Regions from separate parts of the Homo sapiens genome. Here region 2 is linked to region 1. Evidence: chromatin contacts called from ENCODE Hi-C or POLR2A ChIA-PET data. All regions are on one chromosome and are shown on one strand. Each heading gives the region's core, a stretch centred on a gene start or an enhancer-like site at or near the end of the contact. The rest is flanking DNA. Distances are from core to core; before and after follow the strand shown. Region 1 overlaps ATP6V0A2 (ATPase H+ transporting V0 subunit a2). Region 2 overlaps ZNF664-RFLNA (ZNF664-RFLNA readthrough).

Region 1 (2,924 bases), core at 309-2,808:
TTTTGTGTTCCTTCTAGTTTTGTCTTACTTCTGAAATAATTTCTTTCTTTTTTTCCTAATTCCTTCTTGAGTTCTGTTACCTCATTTCTGAGTCTTTTAAAATCTGATTCCTGGTGCTTTTTCCTGTCCTGTATTTTTTTTTTAATTCTTTTAACTCCTTTTGAAACAGTAAGTTACAATGGTTTTATTTGTTTTGTGGACATTCTTTCTGGCATCTTCTCACTGTCTGTGGGGATGGTATTCTACTCCTTGGCTTTTTTCTTCTTATGACCTTATGTAAGATTGGGCTTCTCCCTCCTCTTGCTCACTTTTAAATGAAATTAGACTTTTGAGGCTGGATGCGGTAACTCACGCTGGTAATCCCAGCACTCTGGAGGCTGAGGCGGGCGGATCACTTGAGTCCAGGAGTTTGAGACTAGCCTGGCCAACATGGCGAGACCCTGTCTCTACTAAAAAATACAAAAAATACACAATAGAAAAAAAATTAGCCAGGCATGGTGGCACGTGCCTGTTATCCCAGTTACTTGGAAGGCTGAGTCACGGGACTCCCTTGAACCCCAGAGGCGGAGGTTTAAAAAAAAAAAGATTTATGGAACATGGTGAAGATGCTTAGCTGCTCAAGGAAATTCATTTTTTAGACAAGGTCTCACTCTGTTTCCCAGGCTGGAGAACAGTGGTAATGGTCGTAGCTCACTGCAATCTCAAACTCCTGGGTTCAAGCAATCCTCCCGTCTCGTCTCAGCCTCCTGAGTAGCTGGAACTACAGGCATGCACTACTATGCCTGGCTAATTTATTTATTTATTTAGTTAGTTATTTATATTTTTTTGTAGAGATGGGGTCTCTACAAAAGACGGTGTCTGGTCTTGAACTCCTGGGCTTAAGTGACCCTCCTGTCTCAGCCTCCCAAAGTGCTGGGATGACAAGCATGAGCCACCATGCCTGTCCTGCTCAAGGAGATTCTATATTATTACACAAGCAATATAAATGTATATTTACATGAAAATAGTTTTCTGGCAGATGTTTATGGTACTCAAGGAACTTTTAGAAGATGGCAGGTTCAGGATAGCGATCCTAACCTCACTGATGGTTTTTTCTTTTTTTTATTTTTTGTGTACTGAATGCAAACACGTCGGGTCCTGGATCTGAGATGTCCTCTGTGTCTCTCTTGTGAACTCCTCTGTCTTTTCTCTTTCGTTCCTGTCCTGCTCAGTTTTGATCTCACTCCCAGCAGTTTCTCCTCAGCGTGTGGCCGCTCAACAGGGGAGGACCTGGCAGGTCAGTGCCGTGAGTTTAGGGACTGGGCTGCCCTGCCCCAACCCCTGCAGACTTCACTGCCCATGGCCCCTGTGCCGTCGCCTACTCTTGGACTGGACAGAACTCTTCCCAGTTCCAGCTGCTTTTTGTGGTTTGGCCTCCTCTGCTTTCCCAGGGAGGTTCTTTCTGGCCATTTTTGGTGTTGTTGGCCCAGGCCCCTTGGAGGCCACATTGCTTACTTGCATCCTCTGCTCTGGAGGCTGCTGGGTAGGTCTTGTAGCTGTTGGTGGTTTCCTCACCCATTTGTATTTTGGGGACTGTGGGGACGTGGTTTGGCTGTAAATGCCATCCGTAGGCTTTAGGTCTTGCTAGCTGGTTGCACTTTCTGTTCTGAAGGGGACTTGGGGACGTTCAAAGCTGTGCCACCCTCGAGAATTTCCCCAGAACCCCATTACATGCATACGTTTTAAGAGACACATTTTGGCCGGGTGCAGTGGCTCACTCCTATAATCCCAGCACTTTGGGAGGCCGAGGTGGGCAGATCACCTGAGGTTAGGAGTTCGAGACCAGCCTGGCTAACATGGTGAAACTCCGTCTCTACTAAAAATACAAAAACTAACCAGGCGTGGTGGTGTGCAATGTAATCCCAACTACTTGGGAGGCTGAGGCACGAGAATCGCTTGAACCTGGAAGGCAGAGGTTGCAGTGAGCCGAGATCACACCACTGCACTCCAGCCTGGGTGACAGAGCGAGACTCCTTCTTTAAAAAAAAAAAAAGACTTATTTTGACCAGAAAATCTACTATTCTGTCAATAACCTGTTTACCTTATTTTAAAAGTGTTTTCATTATAAATCAATATAATGCATTTCAGAAGAATTGCAAACACTGATGGATAAAGTTATATTTATGATTCTGCCATAATAGAATTCATGTTGACATTTTGGTTTATTCTTGCCTTTCTCATTTTTTTATTAAGTATATTGCAGTTGTCTCAAACTTCCTCTTTCTTCACCGTTTTTAAGAGATAAAGTACTCAGTGTCGGTTTTCTGTCAGTGACTGAGCCGACTCCATACCCACGTGCCCCGCATTCCCCAGCCCCCATTCACTTCCGGCGCATTCAGTCCTGCTCTCACCCTTCCTTCTTGGAGGCCACAGGCCCCAAGTGCCGCCCTTGCCACCCCCTGATTCCTCACAGATGGACTTTTCCTCCAGGCCCTCTGGCTGCTCTTGACCCTGTTGAGTGGAGATTAATCCTGCACCAAAGCCACACACACAGCGTTGCCAAAGCAGTAACACAAGGCTGGGCACGGTGCTCACACCTGTAATCCCAGCACATTGGGAGGCTGAGACAGGTGGATCACCTGAGGTCGGGAGTTCGAGACCAGCCTGACCTACATGGAGAAACCCCGTCTCTACTAAAAATACAAAATTAGACGGGCATGGTTGCATATGCCTGTAATCCCAGCTACTAGGGAGGCTGAGGCAGGGGAATCGCTTGAGCCTGGGAGGCAGAGGTTGCGGTGAGCCGAGATCACACCATTGCACTCCAGCCTGGGCAACAAGAGTGAAACTCCGTCTCAAAAAAAAACAAAACAAAACAACACCACCAAAAAAAACCAAAAAACAAAGCAGTAACCCAGATTCGTTGAATATGGATAGTTATTTTC
Region 2 (2,924 bases), core at 202-2,701, 240 kb after region 1:
CTTCCCACTTCCCAATTCCAAATTCTCTAGAAGGACAATCTGATTGGCTTAGCTTGGGTTCCACGCTCACCGTATCGGTTTTACTGTTGCAGCGCTTACAGGAGCAGATTCATTTAGTGTGAGCCTGGTGGACTGGCTAGAAGGGAGTGCAGACGAGGACACTCAGGAGAGACGTCCTGGAAGTTAGAAAGTTTCAAGAATGGACAGGAGCAGTAGTTTCAAACGGCCTAGAGATGTAATAAAGGGATCAGGAGTGAATCTTAGATTTAGCAAATTGAAGTCTTTCAGCCCAGGTTGAAAGTTGTGTCTACTGGGCATGGTGGCTCATGCCTGTAATCCCAGCACTTTGAGGGGCCAAGGCAGGCAGATGGCTTGAGGCTGGGAGTTTGAGACCAGCCTGGGCAACATGGCAAAACCCCGTCTCTACCAAAAATACAAAAATTAGCCAGGCATGGTGGCACACACCTGTGGTTCCAGCTACTTAAGAGGCTGAGGTGGGAGCATCACTGGAAGGCAGGGCTGTAGTGAGCCATGATCACGCCACTGTACTCCAGCCTGGGTGACAGAGCGAGACCCTGTCTCAAAAAAATAAAAAAAGAAAGCAAGCAAGTTGTGCTACAGCTAATCCATGTGGGAGAGTCACAAGGTGGAACCAATGGCTATGATTACTCATTTGTAAGACACTGAAAGAAGAGAATTTTTAAAATACAATTTAATTTTGAAGATGTAGCAGAAGCATTCAAAATGTAATTTTAAAAATATAATTCGTATTGCTTTTTAACGCTAAAACATTTCTACACCTTTATTCTGATTCTGAAATACACAGTGTCTCTTGTGTCACTTGATACATTATAAGAAATTCAGTAAAGCTATTCTAGAACTCATTTATTTTTCATACCCCTGAAAGTTCATAAAATAATCATAGGTTATTTCCATATCTTATTTTGCAGTGTGTTCTATGATATTGTGACAGAGCTTGTGAGGAAGCCTTTATAGCCAGAGCAGACCCCTGTCCCAAAGATGATGAACTCTGCCACTTAGGTTAACAATACAACAGTTCATAGAAATAATTGGAACCATTTTTCTTCTGCAGAGTAAATCCTGTATGTCCCTCTGGCTTTCAAAATATCACTTTTGGATGTGTAGTTCAAATATGTTTAGGATTGAGCCTGATGGGGGTTTAAGAATATTTCATTGATTCAAAGTACTCGGTGTTGGCTAGAAAACATGTCAAGTTTCTCAGTTAACCGATGTTCAATAAATTACTTTTAATACTATAACTTTACATTGTGATAGGACTAGGACCTTGTGGTAAGCCTCCAGACTCACAGTTAGAATCAGAGAACCTGCACAAAGCGGGTTGCATGCATTTTCATGATGCTTGGCAACTAGAGGTAGTAACCCATTGTGACATTGATTTCAAGTCCTAACTCCTTAGTGTGAAGAGCCGAGGTTTCTGAGCAGGTGTTTGAGTGCCCTCTGGAGGCCTTGTGAACAGTTGAAATGTGGACTCCTAGCAAAGCTTTCTTTCACAGCCAGAGTTGAGAACCAGTGGGCGAGATGGTTGAAACTGGTGTGGATGTTAGGAGCAGAGGAGAGGGGAGATGGAACTCATGGGAATGAACTAGTGTTTACAAGAGCTTGCCCGGCCAACTGATAATACTGGGTTTATGCAGTGAGTGTAGAACACAGAGGCCGTAGGGTCACAGAAGGAGCCAAGGGAGTGTGGCCAGTAATGTCCAGTGGGATAAAGAACAAAAAGTGCCCTTGGATTGGCCAAGAGAAGGCCGACAATGAGAGAGGAACCTCGGTGGTGTGGTGTTGGATTGAGGCATGAGTGGGAAGTGAAGCAATAGAAATCTGGAAAAATCAGTCTTTAAGAGGTCTGGATGGGGAAATGGAGGGTGGGGCCAGGGAGACAGGGTAGCTAGAGAAGGCCTGGGATTAAATGCTGTTTTTCCTTAAGGTTGGGGGAGACTTCTGCATTGTGTTTAAATGCTGAAGGGAAGAAACAAGCACAGAAAGAAAACAGTTGAAAGGGGTGTGGGGGCCGGGGAGGAGGAGAGAGTTGGTTTCAAAGTTCTTTGCCTGGGAGATCTGTTGAGGGAAGAAGTTGCCTTTTATAGGGACTTTGAGTTTGTCAAAGTAGTGATTTTCAGTTTATCGTGGGATGATGGGGAAATAATTCTAGTAGGCAGTTGGAGATACAGGTAAGAAGAAAAGACTGTGTTAAGAAACTGTGGCATCATCATCATGGAAATGGTCATCATTCCAGCCAAGCAGGTAGTTGAGCTAAAAAATGGAGACAGGACATACTGTATGGAGGACTCCTATATTTAGGCATAGGCATGTGAGATGGCAGACACAATCAGCAAGGCCAGAGGAAAAGTGAGAATGTGCAGGGAACTGGGAGCCGAGGAGACCGTAGACTAGGATTCAGGGTGAGGCAGGAGGAACGGCCCCAAGATTTGACTCTGAGAGCAGTTTTGTAGTGGGGGTGGGGGTACAGAATGGTGTGTGGGAGGTGCACACAGAAGGTATTATAGATGCTGTGGAGGAGCTCAGTAGTGAAAGTGAGAAGAGTGAATTGGTCTTAGTCGGGGGATGGCTCCAGAGAACACATGTCACTTATCTGTGCATATGAAATTAGAGCTGTAATCAACAATGACTCTAGAAAGGATTATTTTTGCTTTTTTGTTTTTAACACCATCATCTCAGAATATAAGATCTAAGTTTCATGTAACTTTTGTGCCACTTCCTACTCTTCTCAGATTGAGAATCTGACCAGAAGGAAGAAAATGTCTAGGTCTATTCATGACATTTGAGGGAGTTCTTGCAGGAGAGAGTAAATGTGACTGATTTTTGATTTACTATTCTGACACACGTCAAATGTTAAATCCTTTAAATCTATGAGACCATTTGCT

Evidence for each region. A loop is a pair of places that touch in the nucleus more often than their neighbours do. ChIA-PET counts read pairs that join two places held with the same protein, here RNA polymerase II (POLR2A). Pooled maps may share reads with other maps.
Region 2: a map of CD4-positive, alpha-beta T cell shows a loop between it and region 1 (2.6-fold over the local background). The contact joins two enhancer-like sites. A Hi-C loop is called at or near these places in 4 of 168 maps with a recorded cell type or tissue (CD4-positive, alpha-beta T cell, ascending aorta, chondrocyte and 1 more) and 7 of 50 pooled maps. POLR2A ChIA-PET finds 5 or more read pairs at or near these places in 4 of 52 experiments (Caco-2, MCF 10A, OCI-LY7 and 1 more).

What each region holds. Positions count from the first base shown.
Region 1 is chr12:123,740,818-123,743,741 of GRCh38, forward strand. The region is part of intron 9 of ATP6V0A2 (ATPase H+ transporting V0 subunit a2); the gene reads left to right. Among named protein-coding and RNA genes, the nearest start is that of DNAH10, 20 kb to the right of the region's middle. Within about 2 kb of position 1,559, at least 3 of the 41 ENCODE cell types and tissues checked have a DNase peak (open chromatin) inside an H3K27ac peak, as active enhancers do.
Region 2 is chr12:123,982,565-123,985,488 of GRCh38, forward strand. All of the region lies in intron 2 of ZNF664-RFLNA (ZNF664-RFLNA readthrough), which reads left to right. The region is part of intron 2 of ZNF664 (zinc finger protein 664); the gene reads left to right. Among named protein-coding and RNA genes, the nearest start is that of ZNF664-RFLNA, 11 kb to the left of the region's middle. RefSeq lists a silencer at 1,449-1,508 and an enhancer at 1,699-1,768. Within about 2 kb of position 1,452, at least 6 of the 41 ENCODE cell types and tissues checked have a DNase peak (open chromatin) inside an H3K27ac peak, as active enhancers do.